Linked DNA regions of Homo sapiens: all the other regions are linked to region 2. A link is a contact called in ENCODE Hi-C or POLR2A ChIA-PET data. All regions are on one chromosome and are shown on one strand. Each heading gives the region's core, a stretch centred on a gene start or an enhancer-like site at or near the end of the contact. The rest is flanking DNA. Distances are from core to core; before and after follow the strand shown.

Evidence for each region. Hi-C counts contacts between places; a loop is a spot of excess contacts on that map. ChIA-PET counts read pairs that join two places held with the same protein, here RNA polymerase II (POLR2A). Pooled maps may share reads with other maps.
Region 1: a loop to region 2 is called in a pooled map, with 12 times the contacts of the local background. The contact joins the promoter of CALCOCO1 here to the promoter of BLOC1S1 in region 2. A Hi-C loop is called at or near these places in 5 of 50 pooled maps.
Region 3: a loop to region 2 is called in a pooled map, with 8 times the contacts of the local background. The contact joins the promoter of CBX5 here to the promoter of BLOC1S1 in region 2. A Hi-C loop is called at or near these places in 2 of 168 maps with a recorded cell type or tissue (gastrocnemius medialis and posterior vena cava) and 9 of 50 pooled maps. POLR2A ChIA-PET finds 5 or more read pairs at or near these places in 1 of 52 experiments (WTC11).
Region 4: a loop to region 2 is called in a pooled map of heart left ventricle, with 6 times the contacts of the local background. The contact joins the promoter of NACA here to the promoter of BLOC1S1 in region 2. A Hi-C loop is called at or near these places in 1 of 168 maps with a recorded cell type or tissue (gastrocnemius medialis) and 8 of 50 pooled maps. POLR2A ChIA-PET finds 5 or more read pairs at or near these places in 1 of 52 experiments (CD8-positive, alpha-beta T cell).

Annotation. Positions count from the first base shown.
Region 1 is chr12:53,725,012-53,728,776 of GRCh38, forward strand. CALCOCO1 (calcium binding and coiled-coil domain 1) reads right to left here and starts at 2,441. Exons shown (of 15, transcript NM_020898.3): 1 at 2,393-2,441; 2 at 76-255. The coding sequence starts at 231. It overlaps LOC105369774 (a long non-coding RNA gene), which reads left to right and starts at 1,568. Exons shown (of 3, transcript XR_944973.3): 1 at 1,568-1,638. RefSeq lists enhancers at 17-1,216, 2,534-2,593.
Region 2 is chr12:55,714,796-55,717,383 of GRCh38, forward strand. BLOC1S1 (biogenesis of lysosomal organelles complex 1 subunit 1) reads left to right here and starts at 1,251. Exons shown (of 4, transcript NM_001487.4): 1 at 1,251-1,401; 2 at 2,138-2,210. The coding sequence starts at 1,257. It overlaps BLOC1S1-RDH5 (BLOC1S1-RDH5 readthrough), which reads left to right and starts at 1,239. Exons shown (of 6, transcript NR_037658.1): 1 at 1,239-1,401; 2 at 2,138-2,210. It also overlaps a transcript of ITGA7 not described here. RefSeq lists enhancers at 1,296-1,435, 1,716-1,955.
Region 3 is chr12:54,278,515-54,281,818 of GRCh38, forward strand. CBX5 (chromobox 5) reads right to left here and starts at 1,608. Exons shown (of 5, transcript NM_012117.3): 1 at 1,494-1,608. HNRNPA1 (heterogeneous nuclear ribonucleoprotein A1) reads left to right here and starts at 2,212. Exons shown (of 11, transcript NM_031157.4): 1 at 2,212-2,308; 2 at 2,872-2,988; 3 at 3,281-3,304. The coding sequence starts at 2,294. SCAT2 (S-phase cancer associated transcript 2) reads left to right here. Exons shown (of 2, transcript NR_157844.1): 2 at 138-549. RefSeq lists enhancers at 971-1,060, 1,213-1,972, 1,491-1,540, 1,831-1,920, 1,931-1,990 and 1 more and a cis regulatory region at 1,007-3,304.
Region 4 is chr12:56,723,533-56,727,141 of GRCh38, forward strand. NACA (nascent polypeptide associated complex subunit alpha) reads right to left here and starts at 1,767. Exons shown (of 9, transcript NM_001365896.1): 1 at 1,731-1,767; 2 at 920-991. The coding sequence starts at 989. RefSeq lists enhancers at 394-513, 1,573-1,622, 1,713-1,842.

The sequences.
Region 1 (3,765 bases), core at 1,191-3,690, 2.0 Mb before region 2:
AAGAGCCCAATCATTCCCCTTATTCCAACCAACTCACAGCCCATAAACCTAAGCCAAAAGGGGTTCCAGAGATACCTTGAAGATGCCAATCCAGTCACTGGCACTGGGCATGGTGCCTGGGGGAAGGGTGTAGTGACATTCCACCTTGGTGTTGGGGATGTAGGTCCGGGCTACATTGAGAAAGTTGACTCCACCACGGGATGGTGCCCGGCTTAGTGGTGATTCTTCCATCCTGGCCTTGAGATATCTGTCCTCCTATGAAAGAAAGGGTTGATAGCCTAAAGTCTTTCCAGTCCACCTCCTTCCCCCCACAGCTCCAGCACCACACACTCACAGCCCCTGCCACTACACCTGGAGATAAGGCATACCTGGTTTCTAGTCCCTGAGGGTTACGGGACATTTTTGAGGTATCACTCTTAGTCTCTAGGACGTAGGTCTGGCCTTCCAAGTCCGTCCCCATCCTGTCTCACACTGTACCCGCTCTGGCTCATAGACCCTTCTGAGGGTTCAGACTTCTCTAATTTTGCTCCCAAAAGGACACTGACGGGGACAGAGCCTGGGATACTGCGACTTGGTCGACAGCCTCCATTTCTCCATCCCATCTCCCACACATCCTGGCTCTTGAATACAAAATCCAACTGAGGTGTGGGGCCCTCTCATTGAGAGAGGTGTCCTTACCTACTCCTAAGCTTGTTGACCCAGCTGTATCCAGGAATGAGTTATGACATCAGAAAGCAGCAACTAATCTCTGAAAGGAATGGTTGAGTTTTCAGAGCTAGAATATGGCTGGGGGTCGAGGGGAACTGAGCCCAAATCCTTAGGCTCCTGAGCTCTCAGCTCTTTTCATCTCTCTGAGCTGCCTACCCCCATGAATTCTAGGGAAGCAGAAAGCTTCTGCTGGCATCCAAGAGACAAAGGGAAGGGGAGGATATAAGGAAAGACAGGTTCTGTCCCTTGACTTATTATTCCAGGAAGTCAAGAATTCTGGAGGCGGCAACTTCAAGGGTGGAGTGAGGCGCTTAGCAGGAACGTGGTGGGGGTGGGGAGATGGAATGTGGGGGCCTGGAGCCAGGAAAGCCCCACCCCAGGGCAGGGAACAGACTAGAAAGTGGGAAGTAAGGGGCCCCAAGAAGTGGAAATGTATATTTAACGTTGAGGAAAGGGGAGATAGTTCAAAAAGAACCTAACATTCTTCTCTCCAGACTGTGCCTGCAGCAGGACTAGAAACCTACTGGTTTCACTTTAGTATTTCTCTCCTCATTTTCTCTCTGCTCCCCTCAGCCTCCATCCTTCCATCTGTTTGTATTGGTAGCTGGAGACACACTACAGGATGGGGTTGAGAGGAAGGGGTGTTCCAAGTTAGCTGGGGAGAGTTAATTGGAAAATATGAGGGTGGGGTGAGGACAGATAACAATAATAACGATCAAAAGAACTCCTCAGTCCAGGGCTGTGAGATGGCCCTCTTATTCATCACTCCTTTCCAGCCCACTAATCTATTTCCTGTGTCACTCACAGCTGACATGTCCAACCAGCCATTGTCACTAGTCATATGCACGCCCCCAAACATCACAAACCCACACCAGGCTGAAGTCCAGGGGACAGGAACTTTAAAAGAAAACAGAAACTCAGTGGATAAAGGTGAGCCAGCAACACAAAAAGGAGCAACTTCTGTCCCCCAAATAGGTAGAACAAAAAGTTTTTTTTAATGTTCATCTCCCTGAAAAATTCCTGGTTGAAACTAATCCATGTTTTCTCCAAATGCAATTCTTCCAGCTTTCTAAGGGTGGGGGTAAATTGTCCCCAAAGATATACCTGGAGAACCCTAAAATACACCCCACAAAGAAAATCCGTAACAGCTGTAAACGTTCTTCATGTCCGAAAGAAAGTTTTGGGCACCTAAGATGTAGGTGTGTAGCCTGATTCAGATGTTCACATGATGGGGCGGAGAGCGGGTGTCCCATCCCCTACTCTGTAGGGCTCTAGAGTTCCTTGACATTCTACACCTTGGAAGGTCCCCCTTCCTCCCCAGGGATTCAGCGTCGTAAAGGCCTTTGGATTTGCGTAGGGGAGAGAGGGAAGACGTGTAGGGGACACGTCTTGCCTGGGAGCGAATAAGCAGATTTCAGCTCCCTTGAAGGGATCAGCTTTATAGAGACGCATTGAGAAGAAGGAGAGGACGACGAGGGGGCGCCCCCCACCCCCAATCAGAGTCCCCTTGAAACCAAGAACTCCCCAAACAGCGGGGGTGGCTTCTCCAGTACGGAAAGGGTTACAACCCAAACGCTCCTGTATTCCCCTTCGACAGTTCCCTTACGTTATCCTTCCCCAAACTGGAAAGTGGGGTGACCCTCCCCTCCCATAAGATCGCCCCCAATTAGGCCAAGTTTCTTACCCAACAGACGGATCAGCTGTTCCCCTCACCTTTCACCAACAACAAAAACAGCACTCCGACTTCTGGAGGGGAGGGAGAAGAGTGGGCGCGAGGGCTTCTGGGGTTTGTGGTTCTTCTGCGCCCTTTTGCCGCTGCGTGCTCGGATCTAGGACTATACATCCCAGAAGGCTGCGCGCAAGGAGGGCGGGGAAGAGGGCGTCCGTGACGGCGGCCTCACCGCGGCATCCTGGGAGGCGTAGTTCTCACTCCTATGACAGAAAACGAGGGTGTGGCCAGCAAAGGACTTCAAGGCCCATGATCCCTTAGGAGGGGGCCGGCTGCATTAGGGGTGGCTGCTGGTTTGTAACGTGCGTTGTTGGGGGCTGGGGAGGATTTACGGCTCTAAAGCCTTCCATATAACGCTTTAACGGTGGGCAGAGCGGTTTCTGTTGCGTCCCGTCCTGTACTTTTCGCACCCACCTGTGAGATAGGCGTTAAGCGTTATGCACGCTTTATAGATGTAGAAAGTGAAGTACGGTTAAGGAGGCGGTGTGAAGTGTCAAAGCTATGAAATGTAGAACTGCATTAGCCTTGGCTAATTCCACGTCATATATTCTTGCCACTACACCACAGCTACCCACCATTTTGGGGATGGGAAACTGATAGCTGGGGTATAGCAGTTTCTTCTTTACTTCAATCTCAGGGACAGACCTTGTAAGAATGATGTCTTCTGCACAGCTGACCATTTTTTTCCAACTTGAGGATTTCAGTGCTAAGGGGCCTGACCATATCCACATCTGGACTGGGCTCCCCCAGAGTGGCTTCTGGGTCTAGGAAGAGGATACAATTGACTGAGGTGGTGGTAGGAGCGGTGGAATGAGAAGAATGAAATTGAAAAGGGAGCTTGGCATAATTCAGGACCTGTCACAATTCACAAACAAGCCACTTATGGGGCCTGTTTGCCCAAGCCTTTTAAGTGGCTTAAATTAATTAGGATAACAATACATGTTGACGTTCCGGTTTTTATTTAGGAGAGGTGAAAGATTGACACGTCTCCCACACCCCAAGTCACGTTATAGACTTGGGCATCCTGTCCCCCCTCTCGCTATTCTCCATCCCTGTAGTCGGAGGCATTCAGAATTACCTCTTTCTCTGGCTCTGCATTAAAGGATTACAGTCTTAAGGATTGATTTCCTCTTCCTAGGTGCCTGCTTTAATTCTCTACTGCACTAAGTTATGGAGCTTCTGCCTTTTCCAAGTTTTTTGGTAGTGTTTTGCTTTTATGACTGAATGCGGTGTCTGCCCTCAGTGTCTTTCATCTGAAGATCTCCAGGCACTTAAAAATTAGTTACTGGGCTGCACAAACATTAAGGTGATGTGTCTGTGTCATTAGT
Region 2 (2,588 bases), core at 1-2,500:
ACATATATATAGTGATGTTTGGTCTTCACTCCTTAGATTCTATTTAATTAGTCTGGAATCAAGGCTTTTTTTTTTTTTTTTTTGAGACAGAGTCCCACTCTGTCGCCCAGGCTGGAGTTCAGTGGCGTGATCTCGGCTCACTGCAACCTCTGCCTCCCAGGTTCAAGCGATTCTCCTGCCTCAGGCTCCTGAGTAGCTGGGATTACAGGCTTGTGCCACTACGCCTGGCTAAATTTTGTATTTTTAGTAGATACAAGGTTTCACCATGTTGGTCAGCCTGGTCTCGAACTCCTGACCTCGTGATCCGCCCGCCTCGGCCTCCCAAAGTGCTGGGATTACGGGCGTGAGCCACCGCACCCGGCTAATCACGGCATTTTTATAAGCCTTGTGATTTCTGTGATTCTAATGTTTAGATTCTAATGCTTAGCCAGGGTTGAGAACCACCGATTTAATCCAATCCCTTCTCCTAGTTTTACTAAAGAGAAAACTATAACCTAGAATGGTGAGCAACTTGCCCAAAGTCACCCAACATGTTAGTGCAAGGTGCACCGAGAGAGATTGTACCAGTAGCAAGAATATGCTCATGATGTTTATAATTGTTCTCGCTGGAGTTAATCCCGGAAGCATTTCTTTTTAGTTCACAGAGGCCTTATATAAATTACTTTTTACTTTGGCACAGCACTTACGCTTCTGCTAACACTGAAATGGGTTCGCATTCCTGACCACAAAAGGACAGAGATGAAATTCTACATTCACACAGCCCGCCAAGTTAGCCAAGCTCCCTAGGAGGCTGTCTGAAGTGCCTAAAATGCTTCTCTACAATGATCACCCAGAGCTGAGAGACTTCAGTGGGGTAGTGAGAAGAAAGAGGGTTGGGAGAGACAGGAAAGCATCCTCTCCTTGAGGGAAGGAACTGGGAATCAACTGAGAACCAGCTAGCACTGCCAGGAGGTGAGGAGAGGGAAGGAGAATAATTTAAATGAGGCCAGGGAGCTTCTGCTCCCTCAATTAAACGGTGATAGACGGCCTGACACCACCAGCCCTCGAAGCCTGAGATCCACAGGAAATGTTAAAAACTGGCTTGGCAATATAAGTATTAGAAAATACTTCTTCCAACACTCACCAAAAACTAAGCTCCCAATAAAGAACACTTCACCTGCCCTCCGCAACCCTCTACCTCTCTTCCCCGCCAAGATCTTCACCCAAGGTCTCAAGAGGGCGGTTCCCAACCTCACGTGACACAGCGGTCACGTGACATGGCCCCGGGGAGCCGAGGTGAGCGTTCCAGCTTCCGGAGCCGGAGGGGGCCCGGCGTACCCAGCCCCCAGCCCGACGTGACCATGCTGTCCCGCCTCCTAAAAGAACACCAGGCCAAGCAGAATGAACGCAAGGAGCTGCAGGGTGAGCCAAATATCCTGTCGGCCGTTTTCTCTTCGGCCGCGGCCTAGCTTCAGCCCGGAGCCTGGATCTCGAGTAACTAACCATATCCAGGGAAAGACGCCAGCTAGCGGGCAACGGGCATGGGGGAGAGGGAATTTCAGAGAGGCTTTTTTTGAAACTCCTTTCCCTTGCCAACTGGCTCCGGTCCCTTGGGCAATACTCCGGTCCCCTCGGCAACGCCCCCAATCCCCGACCTGCCGCACCTTAGCCCCGCCCCTGCCCCGGAGCGCCCTGCCTATTGGCCCTGGGAGCCTCTCGTCCTGGCGGCGGGAAGGAGCGACTCTGGAGGGAGGAGGGTGTGGGGAACCCCCCAGAGATGGGCTTCTTGGAGGCCTGAAACCACCGGAACGGAGGTGGGGCACTTGTTTCCTGAGTCCGGGCTGGAAATCTCGGAGTTACCGATTCTGCGGCCGAGTAGTGGAGAAAGAGTGCCTGGGAGTCAGGAGTCCTGGGCGCTGCCGCTGACTTCCTGGCGTCCCTGAGTGAGTCCATTTCCCTCCCAGGGTACCAGTTTCCTCATCTCTAAAATGAAAGAGGTTGCGCTATGTTTTGCAAGGTCCTTTTCAGCTCCGGCATTCAGAGATTAGTTAAGAAATTTCGGCAACTAGCAGAATAGTAATGGATGGGTAGGGAACCTTTAACACTACCCCTCAAAAAACCAAGTCTCCCCTCCAATTCCTTTTCCCCCTCTCCCCAGAAAAGAGGAGGCGAGAGGCTATCACTGCAGCGACCTGCCTGACAGAAGCTTTGGTGGATCACCTCAATGTGGGGTATGGACCTCTTATCAACATCAGTTTCCTCCTTCCCCACCCCGCCCAAGTTTAGGCACTGGCCAGTCTGGCCCTCAAATAGCTGTTGAAGGGGTGGGATGTTCCACTAATTCCCCTATCCTACCCCGCCCCTCCCAGCTCTTTGTAGAGCAACTTGAGTCAACTCTGAGTCCTAGCACTGGGCAAGGGAGGAACAGCTGCCGTGGTTAGAGAAGCAGCCAGATTTCCCCTTCCCCACGTTAACTTCCCTGGCATTTACAACTTGATGCCATCTGCCCACCTCCCTTCACCCTTCCAAGTCCAGCTGTCACTTCAGCAGGAGGGAGAGCACCCTCCTTCATTACAGCTTACCACCCTCTCCTCTGCCTCCCACCCTCT
Region 3 (3,304 bases), core at 358-2,857, 1.4 Mb before region 2:
CTAATTATAAGTGTATTTCATAGGTAGTTGATTTTCAGTATTTAAATATTTTCCCTTGATCCTGAATAAATTATTGAATAAAGCAGTAAGACTCTGATACAGCCAATGTTATCAAAATTTATTTATTTCTCCAAAAGATCCTGGAATAAGCAGAGTGGGCATTACCAAAAGGAGATAGACTGCATGTAAAACACACTTCGAAGGAAATCTAATTAAAAGGCAAGGAATAATCCAGGTGATGGATGAATCTTCTGTCCCCAGAACCCTAAATATTACCCTCTTTGTTTCTTTTTTATTCCAAAGTCAGATATCCTCAAAGGAACAGCAAAAAGAGGGACTTTAGGATATCTTCAATGGTGTAAAGAAAAGAAATATATGAAAGTTCCCGGGAGAAAGAGACTAAAATAAAAGCACTGGGCACATGGATTACATAAAACAGAAAAGGGGTTGTAAGTATGTGATTATGACTAGAAACACAAAACAATCGACTTCATTTTTTATTTAATTTTAATCACAAATTATTAACCTTGCAAAGTTTTAAACATTAAAGATCTAATCTGCCTCGATCCTACTGTGTCCCTAGGATTGACACTTTGGTGTGTAGCTTTCCAAAACTTTTCTGTGGACCTACAAACATATTTGTCAGTAGAAATATGCACTATCAGGAAGGAGATATTTCTTGAACGCCTTTCCATGACAGTACATAGAGATTTCTCCCATTCGTTCTAACATTTTAACAGTCTTCCTAAAGAAGCGACTTCTGAAAGTATTATTTAAAAACAAACAAACAAAAAAAAACAACTCCTGTTCCCCAAACCTCAAGTGGTGAGGGGGCGGGGGAAAAATGCTCAAGTCGAGGAATACAGGAGCAAACTTACGCTTTCAAGGAGGTGTATGGGACTGAGGCCTAAAGGCTTCGTTAGAGAAGTCATCGTGGATAAAACATCCACCCTCACACGCCATTACAGGCACCGACTCCCCTTCCTCACAACCCCAAATCGAAGACCTCCCTCTTTTGGAGAGCCGATTGGACGACTGGTCCCAGCGCTTTCCTTAGGCTGTCCGTCTACTGGTTCCAGATTCGTTCCATCCGTTTAACCGCCCGATCCCGCATTCCCCATTGGAGTCAAACCGCTGCCTCCTGGAGAAGCCCAACCTACCGCGCGCTTCCTGCTCACTGGCTCAGTGAGACGCTGCTCAGAAGGGGAAAACCCGTCTCCCACATTCCGATGGCCCAAGGGCCGATCAGTCGGCAGCTCAAGGCAGACCCAATTGGCCTATACACAAGCCAGTCAAAGTCTTCGGCTGCACAGCTCCAAAGAACCTACGGGGATTAAAACATCCCGCCCCCTGTTCTTCTATTGGTTGGCCCGACCCACCGCTGCCCCTTCACTATCCCCCCACCCCGCCGTCCATTCATTTCACACAATAACGGGCCCAAATGGAGTCAGTTCAAGACCTACTATGGGTAGATAAGACTGTCTGCCACTTACCCGGGATTGAGAGTGATCACTCACGCTAACGTCTGCCCTGTTCCTGTATGGTGAGGCCGCACCACAAGCCACCACCGCCGCCGCCTTCTGCGCAACGCCAACCGCCCGCCAAAACGGATCCTTCCCTGCGCCTGCGCAACCAATCCTGGGACCGGACCTTTTTTCTCCGCCCACTACGCATGCGCAAAGCTAGGACAAACTCCCGCCAACACGCAGGCGCCGTAGGTTCACTGCCTACTCCTGCCCGCCATTTCACGTGTTCTCAGAGGCAGGTGGAACTTCTTAATGCGCCTGCGCAAAACTCGCCATTTTACTACACGTGCGGTCAACAAGAGTTCATTGCAAAAAAATTGTTACCTCCTGGCTGCTTGTCTAATACATAGTGTTAATCATGCTTTGCCAAGCGACTTGACTGTAATATTTGCGCGTGGAAGATTAAAAAGATGTTAAACACCCAAGGTAGATTCAAATGTGAATGATTGGTCGGTTGGCCAATCAGACTGGTTAACAATAACATTACTCGGGAACCAATGGACTCCAAGGGGTGGAGACGGCGTAGAACGACCGAAGGAATGACGTTACACAGCAATGTGGCACCACAGGCCAATAGCAGGGGGAAGCGATTTCAAGTATCCAATCAGAGCTGTTCCAGGGCGGAGTCTACCAATGCCGAAAGCGAGGAGGCGGGGTAAAAAAGAGAGGGCGAAGGTAGGCTGGCAGATACGTTCGTCAGCTTGCTCCTTTCTGCCCGTGGACGCCGCCGAAGAAGCATCGTTAAAGTCTCTCTTCACCCTGCCGTCATGTCTAAGTCAGAGGTGAGTTAGGCGCGCTTTCCCACTTGAATTTTTTCCTCTCCCTTTCCTGAATCGGTAAGATGCTGCTGGGTTTCGTTCCTTGCACCAGCCCATTCTACAGTTCCTTCGGTCGCTGCCACGGCCTACCCCTCCCAAAGTTCAAGTCGCCATTTTGTCCTCTTGATCGCCATGAGGCCGCTCTCCGCCAACCATGAGTTATCATGCGGGACTCGTTACTCGTAGCAAAATTCTTAGGCACACAGGATCTTTGTCTTTTTTTAAACCTTGCCTTGGTGAGCGAGTTTTCTAAAGAGCGATTAGTCCCATTGTGGAGATGCACCCCTACCGCCCAAGCCTTTGTTGCGCGTGCGTCGGAAGGCGACTAGGGACGCATGCGCTTGCGATTTCCTAGCACTCCCAACTCCAGCATACGGCCTCCCTTGATAGGCAGAAGCACGTGTCTTGTTGCGACCTGAACGAACAATAAGTGCTAGGTACACAGTTGGTGTCTAGTTTTTCTTTTCCTCGATGGAAATTGTTTCGTGTTGTAGCCCATTTAACACTTCCCCCTCCCCCCACTCTAGTCTCCTAAAGAGCCCGAACAGCTGAGGAAGCTCTTCATTGGAGGGTTGAGCTTTGAAACAACTGATGAGAGCCTGAGGAGCCATTTTGAGCAATGGGGAACGCTCACGGACTGTGTGGTAAGATTTGGAAGGGACAAAGCAGTAAAACAGCCGATTTCCTTGGCTTATCTTGGTGCAGTCTTCTCCGAATGCTTATGAAAGTAGTTAATAGCATTATAGTTAGAGCTTTGTTGGCAAAGGAACGTCCTGCTTTGATTTTAAAAGCTACCTCTTAAATCTAGGGTAGTGGGAAACTGGACGACTTTTTATAAAAGGCTGGTGTAAAGTTTCCTATTGCCCTATTCAAAGTTAAAATGACAAAAGCTTTTGCGGTCAGACTTTGTGTTACATAAATTAACACTGTTCTCAGGTAATGAGAGATCCAAACACCAAG
Region 4 (3,609 bases), core at 517-3,016, 1.0 Mb after region 2:
CTTCCTAGCAGCTGTATTAATCCCTTCAGCTGTTAAAATCAAACAGGTGGGAAGAAACTTTATGCTTTCAACTATAAGCAACTCTACTGTAACTCCAAAAAGGGACAGGAATTGCCCTTAAATAACAAATGAAATTTAAAAAAAACCAAAAAGGTGAGAATGAAAATTACAGCCTGAAGATTTCCTTCATTTAACGCTGCACAACTGACTCAGAAAGGCTATCATTTTAAGAACTTTTCATTACCTCCTCCTAAGTTTTCTACAGAGATATGTTTTAACCAGAATTTAAAATTAGCCTTCACAGTCGTTAATTTCGACGCTGAGGATAAAAGGATTTATTTCAATCCTGGGTTTCACACAATGATGCAGGAACTATTCCAGCACACTAGAAGTATCTCAGCACCACCAACCCATAAACAAGTTATCCGACCTAGGACGACTCTGGGGCCCAGTAGGACACATTTACCACCAGCACACATCTCATCCAGACATGTGATAAAGGCACAATGCCAAGCTCTGCTAACTAAAACCTTGATGCAACTTGCTGGCTGGAGTTTCACAAATGCTCCGGGCTCCTTGGCCTGTGTCATCTAGTTCCAATAGGTAAGAATCACTGAGCCCATTCCCTGCTGAGTTTTCCTATGTGAGGTGGGGGTTCCACAGGAGAGCTTCTTTTGAGGCGACAGGCATAACATAGAAAGCAAGCTAGGGTACTTTTAACGTCCACGAATCTTAAAAATATTATTTTTACTCCAAATCCCTAAAGAAGTATCTCCAGGATAGTAATTTTACGGTCTATCCTCCTTGGTAAAGCTGCAACCCCATCCTCCTAAAAAGTGTATTTCCCCTTGGTCATTTTGCCCACCAAATGGCTTTAGGGTTAATTTTAATTAATGGCAAGGAGGGTAGGGAAACCTACCTGTCTCAGCCTGGGGCTGCGGCAACTCCTGCTCTGTAGCAGGGACGGTTTCTGTGGCTTCGCCGGGCATTTCTGAAGGAAGGGAATAAAAAGGAGGCCTAAATTGATTGGGATACATTCACTTGCCCAACCCGGAGATAAGTATTCTTAAAAACTCCGAGGAGGGCTGTTAGAAAAAAATCGTGAGGGTGTTTGGTGACAACCTTCCCCAAAGCACCTGGGAATAAGAGGTAAATATGATGTGACCCTCACGCCTCTATCAAGGCCAGCAATTCCCACTGCATTCTCAACCCGAGGGAGAGGATCCCGGGCTGGCTCTCGATCATGGGAGACTTCAGACGCTACTGTGAACCCCCTCCACTCCTAATACTCACACTGGCTGGGCTGGGGCCTCCTGGACTACGTTTGCCGACTTTGGGGTACCAGGAGGGGAAAGACGGTGTTTTAAGTCCAACACTTGCTTGTCACAGGGAGAACGGTGTTACAGGTTCTAAGGCTGTGACCCCTTACCCTTTTCTGGATCCTGTGAAGCAGTTCCCAAAACAAGACGCACTCCTCTTCCGCCCTCAACACTGCAACTGCTCCCATCTCTGCAGGCTCGGATTCTGGGCCCGCCCCGCAGCCCTTCTACCCTGCTTTTGCCAGGACACCAACCGCAGACCCCATTTTGTCCGGAGGCCCAGGGGCGAGTAGGAACCCTGTGGCCCAGTAAAGCCTCCAACTCTCCTTAACTCTCAGTCCCCGGGGCGGCTTAGCCCGAAAGAAAGGCGGATGGCTGCGGATAGACAGTAGCGGCACAGAAAGTACTTACTGTGCAGGGAACGCGGAACCAAGATGGCGGCAGAAAGACCGAGCGAGAGCGTGACCCACGCCTGTTGCAGAAGGAAGCCTGGAGCGGAGGGGGTGGGACTAGGATCCGATTCCGGGTCAAGAGCTGCCGGCAGCCACTTCCTTTGACGAGTGACTGTCAGGCCGTTCCCACGGCGGGGGTGGTGACAAGGACTAAAGGGTAAGAATTTAGAACGGGACGCGCAGGCCTAGCAGGAGCTCTCTGCGCGGACCCACGCAGTCCTCAGAACTAAGCAGACTCCGCCCTCCGGTCCGCGAAGTGGCGACTGCGGTATTAAGTCGACCTCGCGATTTCTCAAATAGTGCAGGAAGAAGACATTAAATAGCGAATGCTAGAGACTGCATTCACAACATTGGAGGGTGGAAGTGACTTAGGCTAACCAGTTATTTTTGGAACACACGATGTGAAAACATTTAAAAGCTGCTGGACCCTCTCCCCCCCCATCAACAACAACAAAAAAACCCATTTTAAAACTTGAGAGATGTGATGGGTCACATATAACTTCAGTTCAGATTATAAATTTAATTCGATTTTTCTTGTTCTGTTCAATGACTAGAGAGACTCAAACGATGTCACCAGATGACAGCAACTCATGCGTGTTAAACTCTTCGTAAAACAATGTTAGCTGTACCCCCGCCCCCCCCCCAAAAAAAACACTTCTTGTAACCAAATTCTGTAATTATGTTCCAACCTTGTATGGATAACGTAATCCAGCTAAAAACTCCTCTGTCTCCCTAAATAAATGAAATCGTAACTTCTCTACTTCTGAAGGCTGACTCCATTCTTTGGAGGTTTTCTGGTTGGTCCATCCTCACACTGCCCTTGAATAAACTCTTTAAATAGATTCCGGCCCTTTTGATTGTTTTAGGTTCACGACAATTTAGCCGATGTTGAAATTATAAAGCTGCAGATTCTCCTTCCCAGAAAAAAAGAACATAGGCACATATACAATTCCTTTGCTTGCTATTTTGGGCACTTCTTGGATTTTTTTTTTTTTTTTTTTGAGTCGCTCTGTCGGCCAGGCTAGAGTGCAGTGGCACGATCTCGGCTCACTGCAATCTCCGCCTCCAGGGCTCAAGCAGTTGTCCCGCCTCAGCCTCCCGAGTAGCTGGGATTACAGGTGTGTGCCACCACCCCCGGCTAATTTTTTATTTTTAGTAGAGACGGGTTTCACCATGTTGGCCAGGCTGGTCTTGAACTCCTGACCTCAGGTAATCCGCCTGCCTCGGCCTCCCAAACTACTGGGATTACAGGCGTGAGCCACCATGCCCAGCCTGTTTGTTTTGTTTTTGGGACAGTCTCACTTTTATTGCCCAGGCTGGGGTGCAAAGGCACGATCTCGGCTCACTGCAACCTCCCCTTCCCGGGTCAAGCGATTCTCCTGCCTCAGCCTCCCGGGTAGCTGGGATTACAGGCATGCGCCACCACGCCAGTCTATTTTTTGTATTTTTAGTAGAGACGGGCTTTCTCCATGTTGGCCAGGCTGGTCTCCTCCTGACTTCAGGTGATCCGCCTGCCTCGGCCTCCCAAAGTGCTGGGATTACAGGCGTGAACTACCGCCCCTGGCACTTCTTGGATATTCTAAGCTTATTTATTCTAGGTGTCTGGGACCCCACCTTAAACCATGCTTTGTACAACTGTATTTTTGAAAAGTAGAATGTAAAATCAGTGTTGTGTTAATGAAAAGCCTCCCATATCTTCCCACAGCCCTACAAAAGAACTCAACAAATATTTGCTGTACCTGAATTAGCTAAACCAGTCAACATTTATTTATTTTTTGAGGCGGAGTCTCGCTCTGTCGCCCAGGCTGGAGTGCAGTGGCGCGATCTCGGCTTACTGC